Linked DNA regions of Homo sapiens: region 2 is linked to region 1. A link is an interaction called in ENCODE POLR2A ChIA-PET data of the cell type or tissue named here. Cell type or tissue: HepG2. All regions are shown on one strand. Links, peaks and the distances in the headings refer to the core of each region. The heading gives the core; the rest is flanking DNA.

Region 1 (7,761 bases), core at 2,762-7,761:
TCATGCCGCAGTCTCCCAAGTAGCTGGGATTGCAGGTGCACGCCACTATGCCTAGCTAATGTTTGTATTTTTAGTAGAGACGGGGTTTCACCATGTTGGCCAGTCTGGTCTCAAACTCCTGACCTCAAATGACCCACCAATCTTGGCCTCCCAAAGTGCTGGGATTACAGGAGTGAGCCACTGTACCTGGCCTACAACATACTTTTAATGCCTGCATAGTGTTCCTTTATACGGATAAGCCATGATTTATTTAGCAATTTTCCTGTCTGTGGACATTAAGGTTGTTTTGAATTGTTACAAATAATATTGTGATTAATATGTTGGAAGCTGAATCTTTGTGCATGTTCTCAAGTACCATATTTCCTGGAGAAATGGAATAATGGTCATGCCCATTTCAAAGACTTTGGTATGTGTTGCTAAACTGTCCTCTAGAAAGGTACTTTGAGTACTAGCAATTTCTATTGCTAGGCAGTCATATGAGCGCCAACACTGAGTATTTTTCATTTTGAAAAATCTTCGCCAATTTTCTAAGGCAAGAGATATCTGTAAGGGATATTTTTAGTGTTTGAAGGATCTGTGTTGGCAGATAGATGATAATCTTTAGGTCTTTACTATTTGTCTTTTGCTATTACGTTCTAGAGTTGGCAGGCAGCAGCAGAAAAGCATGTGGAAGAAGGAGCCTAGAACAGGAAATTCACTGGGGAGACAGGGAAGGCCTTTCAGCAGGAATGACATTCTTTAATTCTGTGTCAGGGCCATAGTATGGCCACTGTGGAGATGGATTTTTCACCCACACTGTGTACAAGGGGACATAATGATTTGGTACACTGGCCGGGCGCGATGGCTCATGCCTGTAATCCCAGTACTTTGGGAGGCCAAGGTGGGCAGATCAGGAGTTTGAGACCAGCCTGGCCAACATGGTGAAATCCTATCTCTACTAAAAATACAAAAATTAGCCAGGCTAGTGTCGCACGCTTGTAATCCCAGCTACTCGGGAGGTGGAGGTTGCGGTAAGCTGAGATCATGCCATTGCACTCCAGCCTGGGTGACAGAGCAAGACTCCATCTCGAAAAAAAAAAAAAGAGAGAGAGAGAAATGATTTGGTACACTTGGGTAAATATATGTATAGCCTAGTGAAAGGTTTCAGTTTGGAACGTGACGTATTATGTCAAGTGACATAAGATTTGCTGTGTTGACTTTATAACCTGTGTTTATGTTGGCAGACATAGGCAAACAAAGAAAATAAAAATCACCTATAATCCTGCTTCCCAGAGATAACCTAGTAGCATTTCCAGTGTTGTAATCTATGGACATGCTTGCGTATATTTTGTTTTCTACCCTGCTTACTTAGTATAGCTTGATAACATTTCTACAGTGTTACATTATACCACAACCTCATGTCTACTGTGTATTTCCATCTCACTCAATATTTCAGTTGTTCCACTATTTCATTATTCTTGCAGCCAGCTCTTTGTGTACATGGACCAGGTTTGTTAATCAAGGTTACAATTGTTGGCTCAGTCTCTTTTGAGTGTGGGGTGCTGGAAATAGCGCTGAGTAGGAATAACAGCCTTAGGTTCCAATAAATGGTGCTCACCTGTCTTGTGTCCCTGGATAATTCACTATGTGTCTGTAGACCTCCCTGGCACCTGTGGCAGCATGGTATTATGGGGGGTCAAAGTCATGCTGGGACTGACACCAGCAAGGAAGCCAGGGCCATCACAGAGCAGCCCTCCTCTGGAGCCGTGACATTACGCACCCCATGGCAGCTGGTGTAACTCAGAGACCTGTGGACAAATTCATTGTCAGAGTCAGGTGAAGACTGGGCACACGGCAGATCTGGCCAGACCTGCTCTTTCTAATCAGTGAGATGTATAGTTTAGGGAAAAAGAGATGGGACTTCTGGGACAGGGTAATGATTGACCTTGACTATGAACATCTTACTGGTTTGGGTTTCCATTTTTCTTCTAGCACATAGACAGTAGTTGCACTTCTGTCTCCACTAACTTGTTTCCCATTTGTGATTGTGATTTCCAGGTGATGGCTTTGGAGGAGGCGGGCGTGGTGTGTGTGTGTGTGTGTGTGTGTGTGTGTGTGTGTGTGTGTGTCAGAGAGAGAGGGGAGACTAAGTGACTGAAATAGGCTGTTAGTTTCCTGAATGATGGCTCCTCATGGCTGAGGCTGACTTGATGCCAAGTGTTAGCAAGATTGAGAATGGGAAGGTTGGATTCTACAGCTGTCTCCATTACCACAAACAGGCACTGAGACACTCCCTGGGGAAGAAAGCACCATTTGTCCACTTGACATTGGCTTCTGTCTTAGCCCTGTGCATGTCCTCTAGGCCTTGAGTAGTGTTGGCTGTGTGGTGCTGCACCTGTGCCCAAGGCCTTCTTGTGAATCAGAAGAACCCTTGAGGTCACAGACAAAGTACTTCTTAAAACAGTAGACAAAGGCCCAGGTTGGCAGTATGTACCTAGGGGCCCCACAGGATAATTTCCAGGCCATGTTGAATTCCAAACTCACCTAAAAAGTGTGACTTAGAAGACTTTCCTGTAAATGAATCCTGTGCCATCCCTCCCCTAGAAAGCTAAAGCCATTGAGCTTACATATGCAATTATGCATGCTGCTTTGGCATCTACTGCATGTTCATTATGATAGTATTCCTCAGCTGGGCGCGGTGGGTCACGCCTGTAATCCCAGCACTTTGGGAGGCCAAGGTGAGTGGATCACCTGAGGTCAGGAGTTCGAGACCAGCCTGGCCAACATGGTGAAAACCTGTTTGTACTAAAAATACAAAAATTAACTGGGCATGGTGGTGGGCACCTATAATCCCAGCTACTTGGGAGGCTGAGGCAAGAGAATCACTTGAACCTGGGAGGCGGAGTTTGCAGTGAGCCGAGATCGCGCCATTGCACTCCAGCCTAGGCAGCAAAGTGAGACTCCATCTCAAAAAAAAAAAAAAAAAAAAAAGTATTCCTCATCCTGGGGCTGCCTCCAAGTGGGGGTTGTTGGAAATTCCAAGGGAATCGCAGACCTGGCACCTTGGACAGTGATTTGATGGTTAGTTGAGGTGAGTTTTCAGCTGTCAGAATGTGGAGGGAAAAGGGGCTTTGCTTCTGTTTCAGTCCCGAGAGTGAGCCTGAAAGAGTGGCACTCGGAGCTGGATCATTTGTGGTGGCCTTGGCATCATAGAAAGCTTGCCCCTTTTTCCCTCTGATGACCTCATGATGTTGGGTGGTGTGTGTTTGTGGGTGCATTTATGGCAGGGGCTGGTTGCTTCTTTTCTTGTTCTCTTTCTTGGCTCTCTGGGATGCTGAGTGGCCCCCGGCTCTTGTATTCCCCACTGATTAGTCATGGCCAGGCAGCTGCTCCAGCCAGGGTGGAGTGCTGTGCCTTTACCCACAGCACTGCCTGTTTGTTTTGCTTTATAGAAACTCCAAGAGGAGGAGGAGGAGAGCAACACCAGCAAAGTGCCCACTGCTGTGTCAGAGGATCATCTCTGAGAGGAAGGTGGTGACAACTCAGGGAACACGAACACCCCACCTTTTCCTTCAGCACAGCTCTCACCGCCAGCACAAAGGGCTTCGCTAGAGATGTTTTTGGAGGGAATCAGTGGGACTATTTGTGGCATGGATGGCCTATTCCTCCTAGAACCCACGTAAGAGCTTGGATGATTTAGTTGGAGAAAATTGCACCTATCACCAAATGCAAATTTGATTCCCACCTCCACCCCCTTTTAGGTTATGGGAGTTGGTGTTGGGACAGGGTGGCAGAGAATATTGGAGTCAATCCTAGCTTGGTCTCTTGCCTTCCCTCTTTTCCTCCATCCATCGTGGACAATGCCTGCAAAATTTTCACAGGAAGAAAGCCTATTCAGGATATTAACTTGAAATTTCCAGTGTCCTAAGAGCCTCTCATGAAGCCCAGTTCTAATAAGTGGCAAGCTGCTCTGCCGGGGTCATCTCCTGGGTCATCGGACTGATTGCTCAAGTTCTGCAGGAGAGGAAGCACCATTAGAACAACTCCATCAGAACAGCTCCACCGGGACTTGTGGGCCTAAATTTTCCTGGCCTAACGGGTCTGTCTCCAAACCCTCTTTCCTAAGAGCTGAGCAAACCAACCATAATAAACTTGACAAAAGACTTTGTTGTGGCCATGACAGAGATACCGACTCAGGAGGGCTACCTACCTAGGTGTGATCATGCTGGGGGCTACCTTCTGAGTATATTTGTGAAAGCACATATTTGGGAACTCTGGTAGCTTGAGTTGGGAATGGGAAGGTTCTTTTTTACAGAAGTACTTCCCCAGGGACTTCTGTGTGTCACAGTCACCTCTGATGCCTTTATCTTGATGTTGCATTGGGAATCTCAGCCATCAGCCCAAGTGCTTGTTTTATTCCAAGGCAGGGTAATCCCCGTCAACTTACTCTAACCTTTGCTGAAAACTAATCTTGATTCATTCTACTCTGAAAATCCAAAGGTGCTTCTGAGAGATAAGAGGGAAGGGGTAGAAGGAAAGGTGCCCCTTGAAATGGGAATTGAGCCTGTTAGAATTAAAAGCTTATCTCACCTCTGCTGGGGACAGTATTTGCACCACCAACCCCTCTCCTCACCTGCTTTGAGCGATAATCTTTATCAGATATTCTAAACTTAAAGGGATTCCCTTTAAACCAACTCAAGCTGATCTTTCCTATCTAGCCTGCTGTTTGGCTGTACTCATGGGCTTTGGTAATATCTCCTAAAAATGAGGTTTTGGTAATTTTTCCTATGCATTGGGCAACTGTGATCGTGACCACTGTGCTGTCTTGCTCCAGCCACTGCCCTGGCCTCAGCATATCAGGGCAGCCTGTGCTGGCTGCAATACTGTGGTGCTTGGGCCACTGCCTGAGAGGAGCCAGGTTTGTGTGTGTCTGCATGTGTGTGTGTGTGTGTTTGTACAGATTCAAGCAATGGATGCAAGGAACATGCTGTATGTAATAGAAGAAAGAAGTCCACGTTTTCGGCAGAAGTAGTGAGTCAGTGTGGAAGAGAGGTGAGGGTGTGCTTTACTTTTTGATAAAGAGAAAGATGTTTACTCATAAACCCTTCAAAAGGTATTAACAAAATGTTTACCAAACCTATTGCTTTATTTTAAAAACATAATTTGTGTTTTCTATTTGTAAGATCTGACATTTCGAGGCAATAAAAACTTCTCAGAAAGTGGTCTGCCTTATCATTCAGTGGGGCAGAGATGGCTCTTAGAAGTCCCTGCAAGACTGTCACACATTCCTGAGGCTCCTGTCTTAGGTGTGGGGAAGGGCTGGGCTGGGGCGGGGGAGTGTGAGGCTAGAGAAGCAGCAACTGTGGTCTTCCACAGGAGCATCTCACTGTTGCCAGACCTTACCATCTGGGAGGGATATTTTTTAAAGACAAGGCTGTAAAGGTTACTGTTTGCCTACATGGAGGGACTGCAACTCAACATCCAGCACGACCCTGACCTCTTTCCATGCTGTGTACGCGCTGGAATGTGAGTGACTGCTGATGAGAGAGTCCACTGTTGTTTCTGGCTCTGCCTCAAAGGGTGGTTGAAATGTTTGTTCTCTGATTACCTCAGCCATGCATCAGCTTGCTGTGGCTGGGGCCCATGGCTCAGTCCCAGCAGCTGCAGTCTTGCGTTACCATTTTTCTTCCTAACTGGCCAACGTCCTGTTACTCATCCCTCCCCAGTTGTGATCACCTTGTGCGTGTTACTTGAATATGCTGCTACTATCATCTGTGTTCTGTACATTCTTTCCATAGAGAGTTGTACTGTGCCTGTGGTATTCTAGCATCATATTTATAGCAACTCGTAGCTGGGGAGGAACAATATTATGATTCTATTTTAAATGATCTAGGAAGGGACCCAAGCCTGGGCTGTTAAGAAATCTAATATCCATAGTGTCTGCTAAATACTCTAACTGTACATCTCTTTAGATCCTTTGGGTCCCTGCCTTTACTAATCTGGAATCACTTTTTTTTTTTTTTTTTTTTTTGAGATGGTGTCTTTTTCTGTCGCCAGGCTGGAGTGCAATGGCGCAATCTCGGCTCACTGCAACCTCCGCCTTCCTGGTTCAAGCAATTCTCCTGTCTCAGCCTCCCAAGTAGCTGGGACTACAGGCACACGCCACCATGCCCAGCTAATTTTTGTACTTTTAGTAGAGACGGGGTTTCACCATGTTGGCCAGGATGGTCTCGATCTTTTGACCTCATGATCTGCCCGTGTCAGCCTCCCAAAAGTGCTGGGATTACAGGCGTGAGCCACCACACCCGGCCAGGGCATCACATTTTCATGACACATGCTCAGAGGACCTAAATCATCCAATGTTTTCATTCACTCCTTTCATAAGGTCTTCATGTGGATCTGTGTTCAAACATTAACTGTCATCACTGCTTTTTTACTGCCTCCTAACAATATAGCTGACAAGTAAAGAAAAGATAGTTCTTACCATTGAGATATTTTTCTAGATACAGTGTTCTGGGCATATGAGGCCTGGAATTTCTGCAACCAACTTTGGTACCATAAAAGAAGTCAGCCTGAGGATGCCAGCACACATAGGTAGTGCTGAAAGAATCGTAAAGAAATGGAGCTGGAGTCTTGATCAAACCCTTCCTGAAGCTAATCTTGTAATTTTTCAGTTATATGAGCCAGCTATCTTTATTGTTTAAGCTAGTTTAAGGTAGGTTTTGTCCTTTCACCTAAAGAGACTTAACTGATAAGAGAATTCCCAATGTATTTAAGTGTAAACATCAAGCTTCTTATCACACCCTTATAAGCCCCTTGCCTCCTTTTCTGACCTTTTCTTTCACTTCCTAACTCTTCACCATGCTGTGATTACATAGTTCTTATTCCTTGAATAAGACTATTCTACCTTCCAGTTGCTGCTCCCTCCTTTCTAACGGCCTGCTCCATATCTTAAGACATTTAACTCCTGGGCATTCAAGTCTCAGCTCAAATCCCACCTCTTAGCCTGGACAACATAGTAAGACCCCATCTCTTCCCACCCCCAAAAATGTTAGCTGGATGTGGTGGTACACACTTGTAGTCCCAGCTACTTGGGAAGCTGATGCAGGAGGATCACTTGAGCCCAGGAAGTTGAGGCTGCAGTGAGGTGTGATTGTGCCACTGCACTCCAGCCTGGGTGACAGAGTGAAACCCTGTCTCTAAAAAACAAAAAAATCCCATCTCCTCAGGGAGGACTTTCTGATGATCTAATTTAAGTTACGTTCCCCACTGCCCACCCCACATTCCTTCTTGACCAAAATACCTTGTGTTTGTTAGAGTTCTTATCCCTATTTGAAGTTCTTTATTTTTGTGTTGGCTTGTTGATTCTGTTACCTTGACTATAATATAAGGCCCACAGGGCAGGGGCATTGCCTGTGTCGTTCATTTCTCTTTCCCAAGTGTCCGGCATGGAGAAGTACTCAACAAATATTTGCTGAAATAGCAATGGCCTTTTGGATACACACACTGTGTATGAGGGTCCAGCTGGGGGAGGCCCTCTGGGTAGGGTTTAAGAGCAACTGTCCATTCCAGTGCATTCTCCTCGGGGTTTAGTTGTCTTCTTCCCATGTCATGCAGTTGTTTCATCTATGCTGCCTAGTTCTATTTTTTTGTCTCTGCTCTCTCAAGAATCTGTTTCTTCTTTAGGAGGAAATAAGAAAGGGCACTTAGTGTTTAGTTGTGAACGCAGACTCTTGAAGGTGAGAAAAAAGAAGATTTGACTTCAAGAATACAAGAGGAATG
Region 2 (7,761 bases), core at 1,144-6,143, 1.9 Mb before region 1:
TCACATCTGTGAGGCAGCTACTAAATGCCTGACATTGGCCTGGCACAGTGGCTCACGCCTGTAATCCCAACACTCTGGGAGGCCAAGGTGGGTGGATTGCTTGAGCTCAGGACTTCAAGACCAGCCTGGGCCACATGGTGAAACCCCCATCTCCACAAAAAATACAAAAATTAGCCGGGCATGGTGGTGTGTGCCTGTAGTCCCAGCTACTTGGGGGGCTGAGTGGGGAGAATCGCTTGAGCCCAGGAGGCAGAGGTTGCAGTGAGACGAGATCACACCGCCGCACTCAGCACTCTAGCCTGGGTGACAGAGAGAAAGCCTGTCTCAAAAAAATTAAAAAATAAAAAATACATGCTTGAGATGATATGAGCCTACTGAGTCCACCCCAGCACCCTTGAAGGAAGCCATTTTTCCCATTTTATAGATAAGGAAGCTGAGGTTCAAGAAGGTTAAACAGCTCTGCCAAGGTCATACAGATGGCATTTGACCTCTGGACCCTCTGAAGCTTTCTCTCTGCTACATGAGGATACCTCTCTGGGCCCGTGTTTCCCAATAAGAAGTTTAATAAAATGAGGGATTACAGACTGGAGCCTCATGGGCCATTCTCCCTCACAGATGTGTTTTATTTGACTCACATATTATGTTTTATTTTAACTGAATTTATTGCCAACTTTTTTTTTTTTTTTTTTTTTTGAGACACAGCCTTACTCTGTTGCTCACTACAACTTCCACCTCCCAGGTTCAAGCGATTCTCCCACCTCAGCCTCCCGAGTAGCTGGGACTACAGGTGTGCACCACCACGCCTGGCTAATTTTTTATATTTTTAGTAGAGATGGGGTTTCACCATGTTGGCCAGGCTGGTCTCGAACTCCTGACCTCAGGTGATCTGCCAGTGTCAGCTCCCAAAGTTTTGGAATTACAGGCGTGAGCCACTGCACCCAGACTATTGCCAATATTTTTTTTAAATCAGAAAACAAACTAAAAATCAGAACTTCTGGCTTGTCATGGAAAAAAAATTGGAAACCTCCTTCTTGGAGGTGGAACTGAGTAGCACTGCCAGGGAGGGTTGCTTAGGTGGGATAGACTTTCCAATTTTCCAAAGATCCCACCCATTCCCAGGCCACGAGTCACTGTCATTTATCATCACACTCTGCCAGCCTCTGTCATTTCATCCCTTCTGTTCTCTGCTGGCCTCTGAGTGCGTAACTCCTGGGCCAGATGCATTCCAGTGCCCCCTCCAGCTCTAACAGCCTGTGGCTCCTCCCAGGGTCTCCCTCGCATCTACCTCCTGCCCTGTGGCCTCCATCACAAGGGCTTCCAGGGTCTTTCCCTCTCACTCCCTCCCCAGAGTCACTGAGGTGGTGAGCTGGGCAGGTGTGGAGATGAGTGAGACAAGGTGAGGGGTGGGGCCAGTGAGGAAGAGAGGACTTGCCGTTTCCCAACAGGAAAGTGGTTCAAGGAGATAAATGAGGCGGGAGGCTCTGCAGTCACAGGACATGAGCAGGGTTTGACACATGAGGAAACACATCAGTAAATCATCGAGAGGAAAAACCTACATCAGCAGCAATTTAGGAAATGCAAATTGGAATATCATTAAGGCCCCATTATGGCCCGCCCCAACATGAAAATAAGTAAATAAATAAAACAGGAAAGCTGCTGTTGGCAGGGCAGTTGCATATACGTTGCTGTGCTACCATAAACAGTTTAAATCTTTCTAGAATGTGATTTGGCATTGTGTTGCAAGAGGGTTTTTGTTTTGTTTTGTTTTGTTTTGTTTTTGAGATGGAGTCTCACTCTATTGCCCAGGCTGGAGTGCAGTGGTGCAATCTTGGCTCACTGCAACCTCTGCCTCCCGGGTTCAAGCAATTCTTCTGCCTCAGCCTCCCGAGTAACTGGGACTGTAGGCACGCACCACCACGCCCAGCTAATTTTTGTATTTTTAGTAGAGACGGGGTTTCACCATATTGGCCAGGCTGGTCTCAAACTCCTGACCTGGTGATCTGCCCGCCTCGGCCTCCCAAAGTGCTGGGATTACAGGTGTGAGCCACCGTGCCCGGCTGGGTTTTTTTTTTTGTTTTTTTTTTTTAATTTTTGCGGGTATATTGTAGGTGTATATATTTAGTGTTGCAAGAGTTTAAAACGCTGACCAGGTAATTACGGTTGGTGGACTATATCCCATAAAAATAATCTAAAATGTCACCACAAGGAAGTTTTTACAAAAGATGCTCCACAGCACCTGTATATAGAGCCCATTCAGATTATGGTACGGTAAGGAAGAGTAACAGAATGAAATATGAAAGGATGGACAGAGGGAAACTATCTGATGAAACCATTTGGTGAAGTCATGTTAAGTGACAAAATCAGCACCAAAAAATATGTCAGGTGAACTTATAAGCTGTGTTAAAACTGCAAAGGAATATTAGAAGCAATCAGAAGAGAATTCTAAATAGGTGTCATGTTTATTCTGTTAAGTTGATCAAGATGATTTATATAACAGTAACGACGGTGATGATGATGATGACGATGATGATGATGATGATGATGGTGATGATGACAATGATGATGTAAGGGCCACTGAACAGGATTTCCTCATCATAAACATACCAGAGGGCAGGTAGGCCCAGGCCCCTGGCTTGATGAGGAAAGAAGAAGGAATGTAAACCGGGAGAGGAGGGATTGTGACTGGGTGGGGATGGTGCGGGGGAGTGCCTACAGAGCATCCCTTATCTAGAGAGCTTTGAAACACCTCTCACCAAAGAAAGGAAATTACACAAATAAACCCACACCAATTAACCTCCAGCGTCCTGGGTACTAACTATGACTGCTGCATTTGGGCTCTCAATTTCACTAATACCTTATTTCAGCAACTTCTGAGGTGACACCAGGGCTCTTTGTGGGCTAGCCTAGGTACCCAACCACCATTTATAGCATTGTTTCTATGGAAATGTGTTTCAAGCTTCAAAAAACCGAGCTGCTGACAACCCTGGGGCACACACGTGGTCTCTAAATTAGGGAACTGAGAGGAACAGTTATTGCTGGGGCCTGGGCTCGAGAAGGCAGCTTGTTCCTTAGACACTATGGCACTTAATATTCACATGACCAGCAATGATCAGAACCAGGCTCAATGCCACTGTAGGGCGTGAAGATGAGGTTGGGGCATCTAGGAATAAACACGATATTCTAGAAAAGCACAGAGACAGTCACCAGCCCCACCTCCAAACACACACACACACAGCCATCACTTGCCATGGAACACATGAAGCTGGCCTGAGTACCCCTAATGAGCATCCAGGCGTGCCCTGAGCCCATACTCTCCATTTTCTCTCTGACCCTGGCACACCTCCAGCCACAAGGTCCTACTTCAATCTGATCACAGAAGAACAAACTCCAGTCTTTGACAGTTCTGAAATTTGGTTTTAGCAAATATACACTGGAGATAACCAGGGCCCCAGCTGGGTCTGGGCCTCCCTCCACACGCATTCTGTCGGGCAGAGCTTCAGCAGGCTCCAACCTGCGAACTCAAGGTACGCCGGGGGCTCTCCAGCTGCCACCCACCTGGGGACTCTGCACAACACCAAGGAGTCTCCCTGTCCTGCCCTGGTCACATTCCTGGGCTGGTCACAGCAACGGGATGATCATGGACCCTCCAAATAGACACTCCACGTGTTAAGAAAATAAGGCTCTCCACTCAGAAGAAAAGGCTACTACACACGAGGGGAGTGGTGGGTGAGAAGGCCATTCACCAGATGTCCAGAGATTCTGAGATGCCACAGAGATATGAGAAGGTGCTCAGAAGACAGTCAGCTGCTCAGCGCCACACCCAAACCTGCAGCTGCGCGTCCCAGCAGATCTCACGGCAAGACGTGGGGTCAGACGGCCCTGCCTGCTAGGTCAGATGTGAACTGGATGGATGTGGCTAGCATTAAAGAGCAACTAAATTCAACACTTCAATTAATATGTGCAACAATGTAAGTGAGCAAGACGCTACCTCACTAGGGCCCCACCTGGGTTAGAAAAGGCTGCAGGAGGTCAATTAGCAAAGCACACCCTCCCTGCTGCCAGTTGGAACTGCAGAAGAAAGACTCAGCTTCCTCCTGCTGTGGCAGGGGCCTGAAGTAAGAGGCAGCCCAGAGGTGAGTGGGCGGGTGGCTCAAAGCCTCACGTGCTCACTGGGCTGGTTCCATGAAAACGCAGGTGTGAAAATCGTCTGGGGCCCTGAGCCAGCTGGGGGCTGGAGGCAGAGTCCACGCTGTGAACCCGAGTTACTCAGCCAGTCTATGAAGTCAGGCCCATCTGAATCCTCCAGCCCCTGCATGCAGTGCCGGTAGCTGATAAAGACAGAGCTGTTTGGTTTTCCTGGTAGTAACAGATGGGAGTCCCTCCCCCTGGCCTCCTTCCCACCCAAATCCAAAGTCTTTGAAGTTAAGGCCTTGTCTTATAAATAAAAAAAAGATGTTATATAAATTATTAAAGCAATTTCAAACACACACACATGCTCTACCCATAACCTCTTTGCCCAAATCCAGTTATTGGCATTATGCCAATTTTTACTATGGGCAGTGTAATCAGTTTTTATGCACTTATGCAATTCTGTGTTTTACTTTTTTCATCTAAATTCATCAACATTTTCCCAAGAAACAACATTATCTTCATATTAAGATAACAGTGACACAATACTCACTGACTCTAGGTATCATGAATTATACAGCCACATGAAACACTGAGGCTGTTTACAGTTTTGGTTTTGTTTTTTTTTCTTTTCTATTTTAAGCAATGTTGCTATAAATATCTTTGGTGTGCAGGAAGGTATGAGATTAAAAAAATAATAAATAGATATCTTTGTACTTAGAGCTCTTTTCCTTTTTAGAATTAATAAATTCTTTATTCTTAAATTCTCAAGAGCAATACTAATAGATCAAAGGAAATTAACATTTTCTTACAGCTTCAAGTTCTAGTGTGTGTGTGTGTGTGTGTGTGTGTGTGTGTGTGTGTGTATTTTGTTGTTGTTGTTGTTTTCGAGACAGAGTCTCGCTCTGTCGCCCAGGCTGGAGTGCAGTGGTGCCATCTCGGCTCACTGCAACCTCCACCCCCCAGTTCAAGTGATTCTCCTGCCTCAGCCTCCCGAGTAGCTAGGGTTACAGGCGCGCACCACCACACCCAGCTAATTTTGTAATTTTAGTAGAGATGGGGTTTCTCCATGTTGGCCAGGCTGGTCTCAAACTCCTGACCTCAGATGATCCGCCCACCTCGGCCTCCCAAAGTGCTGGGATTACAGATGTAAGCCACCACGCCTGGCTTCTCATACATTTTTAATGTATATTTGTTCTTTGTGAGTTACCCGGATTATCTATTTTCCAAAGTAGTTTTCCTAGCAACACCTGTCAATCCTACCAATCAGGATCTACTCTTATAATGCACTTTTCCCAGCTCCTCAGCGTCCCTGCTATTCGGAATACGTACCCTATGACTGGTGGATGTTGGAGGTAATACAATTGATTTTCCAGGGAGAGATGACGAAGGAGGACAGAGAGGTGTGGGTAGGAAGGTAGAGGCTGGGATGAGTAAGGAGGGGAGAGCAGGCCTTGTGGAGTCAGAAACAAAGACAGATCCCACATTCTGTCCTTTCCAAAATGAGCCCACCCCTCCCTGGACATCAACCCACTCCCTCCACCACTCAGGTTTCTCCAAGCTGATCTTCCAGGGGCCCGGAACAAACACACACATTCATGGGTTCCTAAAGAGGATTCTGGAAATACCATGTGCTTCTAGGTTCTAGAAACATACTCTGCAAACAATATAAGCCCTGTGCTCACCAGTGGTCCCACAGGCCCATGTGCATGCAGGCTCAGCCCTAAGGGTGGCTCAACTTCAAGAAAGAAAAGTCTTTAAAGAAAGAGAGAGGCCAGGCGCAATGGCTCACGCCTGTAATCTCAGCACTTTGGGAGGCTGAGGCGGGTGGATCACTTGAGGTCACGAGTTCGAGACCAGCCTGGCCAATATGGTAAAACCCTGTCTCTACTGAAATACAAAAATGAGCTGGGCATGGTGGTGGGCGCCTGTAGTCCCAGCTACTTAGGAGGCTGAAGCAGGACAATCACTTGAACCTGGGAGGCAGAGGCTGCAGTGAGCTGATATCACACCACTGCACTCCAGCCTAGGTGACAGGGTGAGACTGAATCTCAAAAAAAAAAAAAAAAAGAAAAAAGAAAAGCAAGTCCAACTAATCAGCCATGGCGAGAAAGCCACTCCTCCACAGGTCTCTCTGAGTGGCACGCAGACCTGGGATAATGACAGGAAGCCTCTGAGTGACAACCCTGGGTCCCACTATGAGGCACCATAAAGACACCGCCTGCCAGGCTCCATTCACAGGAATTTTCGAACAGGAAAGGTACCCCTGTAGTCTAATCCCCTCATTTCATAGACAAACGGAGACTGCAATCCCTGCTTTGGGGCTCCCACTGCACCCTGCAATTACTGTCAGGAGGATGCATTCTTCCTCGCAGGAACAGGAAGTGCCACAGCCTGTCCTGACTGCCTCATGACCAGGTGGGACAGGACTTTCATTTTAAAGAGCCCCAGTCTCTGCTACTATGGTCTGCAGACTTGCTTTCCCCAGCTCTGTCTCTGTGTGAAGCCAAAAGACAGTGCTGAGCATGAGAAACGAAAGGATCCTCTAATGGCAGCTGGTATTAATATTTATCCTTCTTCAAGGAGGGCCAGTAGGAAGAGATGCTTCTGCCACCTCTAAACCAGCTCCTCACCACAGACATCTCCTCAGTGTCCCCTCAAAGGCTTCCTCAGGGTGAGTGGGGCCCCGATACAGGTTTTATACCCCCAAATCCCCTTCCTACTCTCACCAGGGTCTTGCTGACAGGCCCAAGCAAATAGCAGAGACACCAAGGTGGCAGCCCCACCAGCAAGCACTAAGGGAGGCTGGGGATGTCATGCAGACAGCCAGCTCACCAAGCACACAGTCCACCAGACATAGGCCAGGTCCTGGGCCTGCCCGATGCTCCCTCACAGCCCCTCAGGTGGCCCTTCTCGTTCCTGTCACAGAGCACCTACTGTGTGCCAGCCACAGATCCAAGGTGGTGGGGAGCCAGGCACTCCTGCAACTGACCCCAGCATCCTGCAGGGGGGAAGTTCAATTGCAGAAATGCCATGGTGGCAACTCAGGAAGGCAGCATGGAGCAGGTGACTCCTGGCTGGCCCTGTGGGCATCTGCCAGGAGGAAAAGGCCAGAGAGGGCATTCCAGATGGAAGAGACAACAATAAGCAAAGGCCAAGAGCATATAACAAGGCGAGAGAAGTGCGTCCAGGAGCAGCAAGAGGCCGGCTGGAACAAAAAGGGCCATGCTAGGGAAGGGGTAGTGGTAAGAAAAAGGCCAGAAAGGTGGGCCAGGGCTCAAACAAGAGTACATGTGCCATTCTGAGGAGTGTGGAGCTCCTTCTGCAGAACTTGGGCAGTTCTCAAAGATTAAGAGGGGGTGATATGACCAAAGCTGTGTTTTAGTAAAATAATTCAGGTTCTTCAAGACTTCTTTTCCACTTTAATGCTGCTTTTAGCACAATTTCATTTCATCTGGACAAAAGTAGGCAAGTTCAGTGTAAACTAGGCCAGAACCAACACTGGCCAGGAACTAGGAAGGCCCCTGCTCCCTCCCTCGGGGAGCCAACCAGGCCATGCATCTAAGCGATCCAAGCCTCAGGATCAGGAATCGCTTCCAGTCCAGAGCCCAGCTCATGACACTCCCAGCTTCC

Evidence for each region. Peaks named below come from ENCODE experiments on the same cell type or tissue, not always from the same donor. Only the 100,000 strongest peaks of a DNase experiment are listed, where the experiment ranks them.
Region 2: POLR2A ChIA-PET joins it to region 1 with 5 read pairs; 1 of 35 experiments calls an interaction of 5 or more read pairs at or near these places.

The regions. Positions count from the first base shown.
Region 1 is chr14:75,642,970-75,650,730 of GRCh38, forward strand. It overlaps FLVCR2 (FLVCR choline and putative heme transporter 2), which reads left to right. Exons shown (of 10, transcript NM_017791.3): 10 at 3,432-5,198. The coding sequence ends at 3,503. ERG28 (ergosterol biosynthesis 28 homolog) reads right to left here. Exons shown (of 5, transcript NM_007176.4): 5 at 6,822-7,761. Among named protein-coding and RNA genes, the nearest start is that of ERG28, 14 kb to the right of the region's middle. RefSeq lists an enhancer at 5,377-5,671. In HepG2, for the core only: no CTCF peak of the experiment used is centred there; DNase peaks (open chromatin) are centred at 3,392, 3,971, 5,542 and 7,432; H3K4me3 peaks cover 262 bases.
Region 2 is chr14:73,767,841-73,775,601 of GRCh38, forward strand. It overlaps a transcript of MIDEAS not described here. Among named protein-coding and RNA genes, the nearest start is that of MIDEAS, 11 kb to the left of the region's middle. RefSeq lists enhancers at 3,670-3,739, 3,860-3,919, 7,066-7,624. In HepG2, for the core only: no CTCF peak of the experiment used is centred there; a DNase peak (open chromatin) is centred at 4,241.